Linked DNA regions of Mus musculus: regions 1 and 2 are each linked to region 3. A link is a contact called in ENCODE POLR2A ChIA-PET data. All regions are on one chromosome and are shown on one strand. The core of a region is the stretch at or near the end of the contact, and the rest is flanking DNA. Distances in the headings are between cores, read along the strand shown.

Region 1 (3,393 bases), core at 173-2,672, 310 kb after region 3:
ACAGCCAGGTGTCTCCTTGGCCTTGCAGATCTGGTATGCGAGCCTGGCTAAGTGCCAGAAGGAGGTCGTGAGGAGGGAGTGGCCACCACCCGCACCTCTCCTCCCCCTACCTGCCAGGTGGGGTCTGCATGGCGGAAGTAGCAGAAGTTGTCCGTGATCCACTTGTAGATGGCCGACAGAGTGATCTTGGTGGCCTTGCTGGCTTGCATGGCCATGCAGATGAGAGTGGCATAGGAGTAGGGTGGCTTCACGTGTGGGTTGGTGGCATAGTCCACGTCGTCAGGGGGCGGGGCCTGCAGCCCCGGGGGCGCGCTTCGAGATGTGCACGACGATGTGGGCTTGCCGGGTGTGTGCGGCTGCCCAAGGCAGGCAGGGTCTGCCGCCAGCGGTGACCCGGGCGCCACCAAGCCCGGCACTTGGTGGTAGCCGTGGGGGTCTGTGCCTCCTGGGGGAAGAGTGGGAGCCTTGGCGTTGAGAATGGAGAATTCCTGCAGCCATTGCAGGCTGGTCAGGCTGTCATCCAGGGCGTCCGGCTCCTCCATGCCGCCCTCCGGCCCGGCTTCCTCTCCGGGACCCGCTCCGCAGAGGCGCAGCCAGCTCTCCGCCATGTCTGCGGGGACTCTCCGAAGGGGCGGTCAACATCCACAGGCTGAGCCGGAGTGGCCCGCCGCGCTCTCTGGCCCGCTGGTAACCCAGACTCCAGTTACACAGTCTCCAGAACACTCACTTCCATTCTGCGACCCAGGGGGTCGCCTCCTCCGAACACGAATGTGAGGCCTGCGGGAGCACCACGGAACTGAACACTCTTCCCCTACCCCGAGAGGAAAGAGGCGCCTTAGGGGGGGAGCCCCTCACATTCATCCCCGCAGCCTGTGGCGAGGTCAGGGAAACACAGGACCCTGGTCTGATCCTGCGTCTCCACCTCTCTCCATCTGCCCTTGAAGGGTTTGTTGGCCACAATGAGGGAAGAGGGTAGGAAGGCCCAAACTAACTCTTTTCCCCAAAGAGTGGGAAACTAAGATCACATCCCAATAGTCCAGGGGGGTCAGTACGACGCGGCTGGGGCAAAGTAGGTCATCTGATCCTTGAAAAGAGGTGTTAGGATGAAGGGTCTCGGGAAAGGAAGGTCACAGGACCGAGTTATGGAGGAGCAGGAAGCGATCTCCCGAACTCCTCAGATTTCATTTTCGTGGCCCCACTACTTCTGTGGGCGACCGATGGACTGGATAGCCAGCAGGTCCCGACGCCCTCCCATCCCGTGGTCCACAGCCCTCCCAGTCCCTTACCTGGCTCAGAGCGCAGCCAGCCAGAGGAAGGTTCTGGAAGAAGTTCCTCCCACCTCCCGCGGTTCTCTGTCCCCAGCTCGAGGGCTGTGCTGGCGCCCCTCTTCGCGCCCCCCCCCCTCGCCCGACGGCGCTTCTCTGAGCGCCGACGGCCCGGGGACCGGCATTAAGTAGACGCTCGGAAGGCTTCTTCTGCTGCCATGGCGACGCCCCGCCCCCATAAACAGCTTCCGCTGCTGTCATTGGCCAGTACGTCTCCAAGGAGACCGCGGGCCCTTGCAGCTCCTCTGGCGGCAACTCTCTGGAACTCTCTGGTTCTGCCGCCCTCTCCCGCGCCACCCAGCCCCCTACCCGCCACCGAGATCCGACTCTGTGCATTCCCGCCCGAGGGCCCCGCGCTGGGTCTCACGGCGGGTGCTCGGCTCCCGCTCGAGGCCCCGGGAACCCCTCCCCCAACGCGTCGGGTTTGACCGCTGAGGGGACCCAGCCCCGGATTCTGCAGACCAAGTCTCGGGGAACCGTGCCCTTGAAGTCTTTGCCCTCACCGGGCTGCCAGTGGCCTTTGTCTGGTTTCTGGGGCCTTTCCCTGGTCCCCGAGTGTCTTCTCTGGTGCCCACAGGCAAGTTTGACTCTCTGATGCCACCTGTCGCTTATAATCCGCAGAAACGGCCACACAGCTCGCAGACACACCGAGGCGGGTAGGGTAACCCAGCGTCTCCCGGTAAGCAGCTCGCCCACTCACCCTGCTCAAGTTCCCGGAAGCTGGCATTCCAGGGGCATCTGCGGAGGTGCTGCCCTTTCAGACAGTCTAGGAAGCAGAGCCAGCCGGCAAAAAACAGAAAAGCCCTGGGCCTGCAAGATTCTCAAAGAGGTCATTTGTTCTACTGATTTAGCCAGGAACTGGTTAAGTGATGGGAACTACTAAGCATAAGGGATTCTGGGCCCTAGCTTTCCCTATTGCCATCAGCTTTGGGGTTCTTTAATAATTGACGAGCTGCAGGATTGGAAGTGATCGGGTTTAAGGCAGATGCAGAAGCAGGTAGGGCAGTCAGGAATGGAGCTGGCCTTGTACCCAGGTCTGCAGAAATACTAAAAAGAGCCTGAGCCACTGACTGAAACGAATACGTTCACAAACGAATTCACGTTGTAATTAATGGCTCCCTTGCCCCTGTAAACAGTTTTATTCACTTTTAAGAATCATGCAGCAATCCATAAATATTGCATCTTGATGTCCCCACTGTAATGTGCCTATAAGTGTACTCCATGAATGTGAGGGGTACACAGATGGCACATACAGAGCACACGCACGCACACACACACATACACACACACATACACACAGGTGTTCAGGCCCTAAAACAAAGTGTGCAGCCAGCACGCCAACACCAGATGGACAGGACTAGTTCCCCAGTGGGATGGATGGCTTAGGGTTTGAGTCTGTGCCTGGCAGATGTCACAGGGGATAGACACTCTGGTGGGATGAAATTAGGTAAAGCAAAAAGGCTCTTTGAGGAGGCCAAGATCTGGGCAGTACCAAGCATGGAAAGGTGCAGATACTGTGTGATGAGGAGCCAACGGCACCAGGAGAACATGCCTGACTCTGTACATTTGAGCCCCAAGAAAGGGATGGTTCCCAAATGGACTGGGTTGTGTGGCAGCTGACAGTGGGCCACCCTGTGAATGGGCTATTTCTGCTTGCCAAGAAGTAAAAGGGCAGAGTGAGGGGCGGAATGAGCAAGGCAGAGCAAAGGGTATGCTAACCTGGGTGCCTGGATTATGGAATTCAGGCTGAGCACTTGTGAAGGGAGACGGAAGGGCTGATTATAATGGCTTTTTCGAGGGTTCCTGGCCACTGTGGCTACTGTTTACCCGAATCTCCTTCATCTCAGCTTCTTCCCCTCCTCCCAGGTCACACCACACTGTGAACACCGCTTACCTACTGCCTGCCAGGGGAGAAGGGCTACGTGCAGCCGTGCAGCCGTCCCAGGCTCAGGGAACTTCCCTGTTGTTTCTGTTCTGGTTTTTGAGGAGGTGTGGATATTGCTCAGCCTACACTGGTGTAAACCTTAAGTGTGGGAGGGAGGGGCCCTCGGGATGCTGAGGAAGTAAA
Region 2 (3,428 bases), core at 539-3,038, 320 kb before region 3:
ATGTAAAAAACTTAAAAATCACTTTTAAAAGCCTGATTAGGACTAAATCATTTGTTAGGGTAGGTAGGTAGGCTTTAATTCACAAATATCAAAGTTCTCTTCTATTTCAAGCTATCTTACTTCACAAACTCCCATGGGTGATTTCTCACTTAACAATAGTTAACCTCACTAAAACCTTAAAAAGGAGTCTTTCAGCTCCCAAACTGACTCAATCTCCCTTACTAACAGTGAGGGGAAACAGGAGGGAGCAAGAAGGAAAATACTACGAACAAACCATGATCTGTGAAAAAAAAAAAACACCAAAATACAAGTAACACAAGCAAACAGGCAAAATCCACTTGTGAACTGGTCACTATCACTTACTTAGGGATGAATTCAGTCCTTTGAGTTTCCTAGTTCCCAGGGGGAGAACTTAAACAGCCCCCTACCACCAACACCACCACCCGCCCCCGCCCCCCTGGCTCCCAAGTAGCCCTCCTGGCTGCCTGATGAATACAGTGGACGTTAAAAAAGGAATGCAAACAGGGAAGGTATCTCCCTCCAAAAGAAAAGGGGATCTTAGAACGACGGAGAAAATGAACAGTGCCCAAACCAGCAGAAACTTGAAAATTATAACGGAGGAACAGCAAGAAGGGGAAGTAGATTTTTTTTTAAAGGGGGCGGAGGGACCAATGACTGGCGCTACAGATGCTTTTCGTGTCCCTAGTAGCGTAGAATGGAGACAGAAGGCAAAAACGGAAAAGTGAAAGAGAGGTGAAGAAGTCAAAAACAAAAAACAAAACAAAAAAACAACAACAACAAAACCCAGTTTCTCTAGCCTCTTTCTGAGTGTCAACAGCACCGAAAGATGACGTTGAACGCGCTTCGGCTACCCGGCAAACTGCACTGCTATAGCTTTTGAACACAGCCTAAAATCCCTTTCTTACCAACCCACACGACCTAAGAGTGTTGCAGGAACCAACGGGGCTCTCTCCCCAAAATTCCTTCCTTCCAGCATTCCTATCCGCTGCTGCTGCTGCTTCCCCCCCACCCCCCAACAAGTATTTTTTCCCCCTCAAGTCCTTCTAAAAAGAGAAGCGCCCAACTCTCACAAAGACCCGTCGGCGGGTCCGGGTAACAATCATTCTAAGTCACGGTGGATTCCCGCACACAATTCCACCGCAAGATGCCAAGAGGCGGTGACGTGGTGGCCTTGCAGGTCAAAGGAGCATCAATCACCACGTTAGCTGCGGGCACCGAATCCCCCGCCTCCCGGGCTCAGTCAGCCTGACTCAGAGCAGCAGCCTGCGCCTCTCGGCTGCTCCGGGCTCCCCAGCGTCCAGCCGGACGGCCGCCACACCAGACCTCCCCGGCGGGCCGGGTCTCTGCCCCCAGCGGGAGGAAGACCGGCACCAGGAAGGAAGCGCCCCAAAAGGGGAAACGAGGAGACGGCTGCGCAGCCGCTGCGCTCGGGTCCCAGCCTTCCCCGGCCCGCGAGCGGCCCTCCCCGGCAGCCCCGAGCAGCCCGGGCCCGAGCCGCTCGCCGCCGCGCGGCGCGGGGACCACGGAGCTCCCGCTCACTTCCCGCCCGCTCCCCTGCACTCACCGTGACGCGCCGTCCACTCCGTCACCCGGCCCGGCCCGCCCTGCGCTGCCGCCCGCAGCCGCCAACCTCGCTGCTGCTCCCTGACTGCGGCGCCCGCTGCCCCGACCGCCGTCCCGGCCGCAGCCCCGCTCGCTCTCGCCGCCGCCGCCGCCCGATCGCAGAAGCAACAGAGCAACCTAGCTTCCGCTCCTCGCCAGGGTCCCGCGAGAACTTCCCCACGCGGCCCCGCCCCGCCGCGCCCCGCCCCCGCGAGACTTCCCCCGGCGGAAAAGGCCCAGAGCGCAAGCGCTCCTCCTCCGCTCCGCCCGGCAGGTAGCCTAGAGGGGGGCTTCGCGCATGCGTCAGCTCGGCCCGCAGCAGGTGGCACGGACTCGGCTCCGCCCCTGGGCCGTTGTAACCCTCTACGTGCCGGAGCAAGTGAATTACAGCTCTGCTCTAGAGGAACGGCGCTTTCCACACTCTAATCACGTCCTTTCTACCAAAACAAAGCAAAGAGGCACCGAGGAGCGGGGAGAGATCTCAGGATGGCTCAACCCAAATAGAGGACCAGTTCTAGAAACGTTTGGGGATCTGGTTCGTGCAACCTGCAGTATTCGATGAATTGTTTGATTAGTCTGTTCACGCAGTGAACCACATACCCAGTGTAAGTAAGCACTGTGCTGGGTAAAGAAGATGAAACAACGAGCAGAGATCCTGGCCTTCAAGAGGTTAAATCGAGAGAAGCAGCAGAAGAGTAAACAAGTAATGTCTTGGCTGGAGAGACCTCTCAGGTCAAAAACTGCTTGCTGCTCTTCCAGAGGACCTGCACCCACACCAGATGGCTCACAACTGTCTGTAACCCCAGTTCCAGGAGACTTAGTGCCGCTGGCCTCTGATAGCACTAGCATTCACCTGCACACACCCTCATGCGCGCGCGCGCGCGCGCGCACACACACACACACACACACACACACACACACACACATACACACACAGCTATAACACTTACACATAGCTCTTTGGGGGAATGCTGAGGAAGCCAAAAAGATAGAGAAAGGCTGGCTCTGTTCCTCAGCCCACTGTATAAAAGACTTAACAAAGAAGGTGATGTGGAACTGAGTACTGGAGGGCGAGTAGGAGTTCCACAGCACAGGAGCCAGGGTAAGCGCTTAGCCAACAAACGGAATGGCACAGAACAGAGAGATGGATGGAGGCGTGAGAAAGTCGTGTTCTGTGCGATGCAAAGTGCATAGATAGGTTCCTGTGCGGGGCTGCCGGTTTTGGGGGAGTAGTAGATGAAGCTTGGAGAAGTACCTCTCAGTTCCAAAAGCTCTTTTCAATTATAGGAGAGCAAGAACACAGCCAATGTCAATGTGTTCTCTAGAAGCCAACAAAATACAGTTAAGAATACCCAAGCCTCTGCTACAATAATGAGTCCACTAAAATAAGGCAAGTGAATTGTTCTTTCGACAAGTGTTTACTGAACATCATTTGCAATTGAAAATGCCTTTCAGAGCAAAAGATGAAGCCAATGACTCCAGCAGTTTGCGATTTAGATAGAGCTACTTAGTTTCAAAGAGAAGAACGCTGGCCCTAAGTACCAGGGACCTACATATTAGAATGACCAGTTACAAAAGGGAGAGCTGCCCGGCAGAGGTGGTGCATGCCTGTAATCCCAGCACTTGGGAGGCAAGGCAGGTGGATTTCTGAATTTCTGAGTTCAAGGCCAGCCTGGTCTACAGAGTGAGTTCCAGGACAGCCAGGATGGCACAGAGAAACCCTATCTAAAAAATAGGGGGGGGGCTGTCATTTGGTGGTGGAATAATGAGAGGTGAAGCCAGGGTGCTCATCTTAGGTTTCAGTG
Region 3 (3,439 bases), core at 11-2,510:
TCTGTGAACAGTCAGTCACTCTTCCCATTCATCCTGAGTGAAAGATGGAATGACTTAAGTACAAATGCAACATATTATAAACAATTTCTTACAAAAAAAGTCACAAATTAAACCAAAGTATTTTACAGAATTTACTACAAAATGCCATAAAAACCGCTTCAACTTAAGCTCTCTCCCCCCGTATCCGGCGAGCCAACTGGATGTCTTTGGGCATGATGGTGACTCTCTTGGCGTGGATGGCACACAGATTGGTATCTTCAAACAACCCCACCAGGTATGCTTCGCTAGCCTCCTGTTGAGGACAAGAGCAACAGCATTAACACTCCTACTGGAGCAATCAAGCCGCCGCCCCGAGTGCCACCAAGCCTTTTGTCCCTTTACCTGAAGGGCACCGATGGCTGCACTTTGAAACCTCAAGTCGGTTTTGAAATCCTGGGCGATCTCCCTCACCAATCTCTGGAATGGCAGCTTCCGGATGAGCAGCTCAGTCGATTTCTGGTAACGACGGATCTCTCTCAGAGCCACGGTCCCTGGCCTGCAGTCACCAGAAGAAGGAAGGCGTCAACGGTCAGGGAGAAGGGAGAGAGCGCCCGCCCGCAAGCCGGCGGCCAAGTCATTGTTCCCAGCCCTCTGCCTACCTGTAGCGGTGAGGCTTCTTCACCCCGCCGGTAGAGGGCGCGCTTTTCCGAGCCGCCTTGGTGGCCAGCTGTTTGCGGGGGGCTTTCCCACCGGTGGACTTCCTAGCGGTCTGCTTGGTTCGGGCCATTTTTTTTCACCTGCGAGACAAGCGACGTTCAAGGCCAGGTCACCGGGCTCCGGCTGCCAGGCGCCCCTCCTCGCCGCAGCAGATGGCGGCCGCCGCCTCCTCCCCCTCCCCTAATGACTCAGGCTGCGCCGGGCTGCGGCCTCCCCCGGGAGGGGGAGCGCGGGGAGGAGCAACTTCCCGCTCCACGGGCGGCCGGAAACACCGCGGCGGGACCTGTGAGTCACCACCGGGAAGCAGACAGGACGGAGGTGGCGGAACGCGACCGAACTCGACCTCCCGGGCTGCCTCACCGACCAGACCGTCGGCTGCCAGCGACCGCGGTCCTAAAAGCCAGGGAGGCTCCGGCCGCCGGCAGAGCCGCGAACTCACCCAAAGCCGAGTCTGGGGCCCTTGCTGAGACCGAGGCGACGCTGGAAGCGCTCGAACAAGAGCCGCAATCGGCGAGCAGAACGGGCAGATACTCCACCAACGAACGACCAAACCGCTCTGCGCTCCAAGCCCCCCGACGCCTCCATATTTATAGAGACGCTGCACGCTGCGTCAGTGCGTCACAGAACCCTGATTTGCATACACCAACGACTTTTTCGATTGGCGGGAGCTTTCGCCGACGCGCTGACATCTCCCGACACAAAGGCCGTACTTCGGGGCCGTTTCCTGATTGGCCGGTGTTCAGGCCACTGATTGGCTGTTACAATTGCTTCAGGATTGGCTGGATGCAAAGAGGAACAGACGAATCAGAGTTTAGCACTAGGGAGCTCTTCTGATTGGATAAAATGGAGCTATGTTTGGATCCTTCTCTTGGTTCCAAAGCTCTACAATAGAAAGTCAATGCAAATGAATTGCACTAGTCTCCTGGAATTTAAGAAAGTTGGGTCGGCAAGAGTCTACGACTTTTTTGCATCAAGAGACCATTTTAGAGAGATTTTGCGTAAATATAATAATAGTAATTATTACTATTATTTTAATGTAGGATGAAATTATTCCCTGAATAATTTACTTTCTGTAATTTTCATCGTTTAATATAGTATGAGAAATGTAATCCAGTCAGTCATCTTACAGCATATAGTGTTTTGTGCACTGTAAATGCATACACATTCTAAAGCATAAAGCAATTGTTTGATGGGGAAGGGTAATAGACACAAAGAATCAAAATTCAAAAAAATTATTTCCGAGTTGGGTGGTGCTGCAGGCCTTTAATCTCAGCTTTTAGGAAGCTCAAAGGCAAGCAGATTTCTGTGAACATGAGGCCAGCCTGATCCACAGGGGGTGGGGGGTTCCAGGCCAAGCAGACCTACCTACAGAGATCTTGTCTTTTATAAATCCTGGTTTGTTTGTTTTTTCTCCAGGACTACATAAACCAAGCTCCAGGTGCATGAAGGTAATATCAGAGATGGAATCAGGATCCAAAATTCAAGGTCATTCACAGCTACTTAAGTCAAGGCCAGTCTAGGATATATAAAACAGTTTCAAGAAAACAAAAAACAACAAAAGGGGACTGTTCCTTGCATCCTAGCGCTCTGGAGGCAGGCAAAGCCATGTGAGTTTAAAGGCAGGACCACACCAGCAAAAGCTACCCAGGGAGACCGTGTCTCAAAACAAAACAACAAATACCTATTTTTGCATGTTTAATTCAGGCCATCACAAAATATTTTATTTCAATGTACTTAGAGTTAATAAGAAGTTGTCAGGCATGCTGGCACACACATTTCTTTAATCCCAGCAACCTGGAGACAGAGGCAGGTGGCTTTGAGGCCAACCTGGTCTACATAGAAATTACAGAATAGCCAGAGCTACTTAGTGAGTCTCTGTCTTAAAAACCAACCAAAGGGGGCTGGTGAGATGGCTCAGTGGGTAAGAGCACCCGACGGCTCTTCCAAAGGTCTGGAGTTCAAATCCCAGCAACCACATGGTGGCTCAAAACCATCCTAACGAGATCTGACTCCCTCTTCTGGAGTGTCTGAAGACAGCTACAGTGTACTTACATATAATAAATAAATAAATCTTTAAAAAAAAAAAAAAAAAAAAAAAAACCAACCAAAGAAGTAGTAATTACCTGCTTGTATATTTCTTGAACTATTTAATTCGACTGCATGAAATAAATACACCGGAAGAGTAACAACCTCAAGAGGGTGTCATGTCCATAAGGAGAAGATAATATAAAAAATGGGTGTCCTTGTGTAATATTTGGTAATTATTACTTATGTCAAAAACCTGACAGATTTTAGAAAGATGTCTGAATGTTTTGCCTGGTTGGTGCCCGTGGGAGTTAGAATAGGGTACTGGATTTACGGTTGGTTGTGAGCCACCATGTGGATGCTGAAAATTGAATCCAGGTCCTCTGCTAAAGCAACAAGTGCTCTTAATTGCTGAGCTATGTCTCCAGCATTATAAAAATACCACTTTTGGGGACAGGGATTGCGGTTGCAAGTTTGAGTTTGAGGCCAGCTTAGTCTACAGAACAAGTTCCAGGACATCCAGGGTTACATAGAGAAACCCTGTAAAATCCCAGTCTTTATCTTGTTTAATGAATTATCAGTATAATGAAATATTCAAATATAAGACAACAAAGCAAGTCTAAGTGTTACCAGTCAAAGCCCAGAAAAGTGAGACCTACTGCCTGCAAGTCCCCATCTTCCTGCCTTGGTGCCTCCAGAGTGCTGGGATTTCAGATGT

The links. ChIA-PET counts read pairs that join two places held with the same protein, here RNA polymerase II (POLR2A).
Region 1: POLR2A ChIA-PET joins it to region 3 with 10 read pairs in Patski. The contact joins the promoter of Foxj1 here to the promoter of H3f3b in region 3. POLR2A ChIA-PET finds 5 or more read pairs at or near these places in 2 of 5 experiments (Patski and embryonic stem cell).
Region 2: POLR2A ChIA-PET joins it to region 3 with 16 read pairs in embryonic stem cell. The contact joins the promoter of Grb2 here to the promoter of H3f3b in region 3. POLR2A ChIA-PET finds 5 or more read pairs at or near these places in 3 of 5 experiments (Patski and embryonic stem cell).

Annotation. Positions count from the first base shown.
Region 1 is chr11:116,333,932-116,337,324 of GRCm38, forward strand. Foxj1 (forkhead box J1) reads right to left here and starts at 1,423. Exons shown (of 3, transcript NM_008240.3): 1 at 1,287-1,423; 2 at 111-777. The coding sequence starts at 608. It overlaps Rnf157 (ring finger protein 157), which reads right to left. Exons shown (of 19, transcript NM_027258.1): 19 at 2,414-3,393.
Region 2 is chr11:115,706,809-115,710,236 of GRCm38, forward strand. It overlaps Grb2 (growth factor receptor bound protein 2), which reads right to left and starts at 1,789. Exons shown (of 6, transcript NM_008163.4): 1 at 1,586-1,789.
Region 3 is chr11:116,023,244-116,026,682 of GRCm38, forward strand. It overlaps H3f3b (H3.3 histone B), which reads right to left and starts at 1,261. Exons shown (of 4, transcript NM_008211.3): 1 at 1,136-1,261; 2 at 639-776; 3 at 382-535; 4 at 1-292. The coding sequence starts at 766. The coding sequence ends at 164.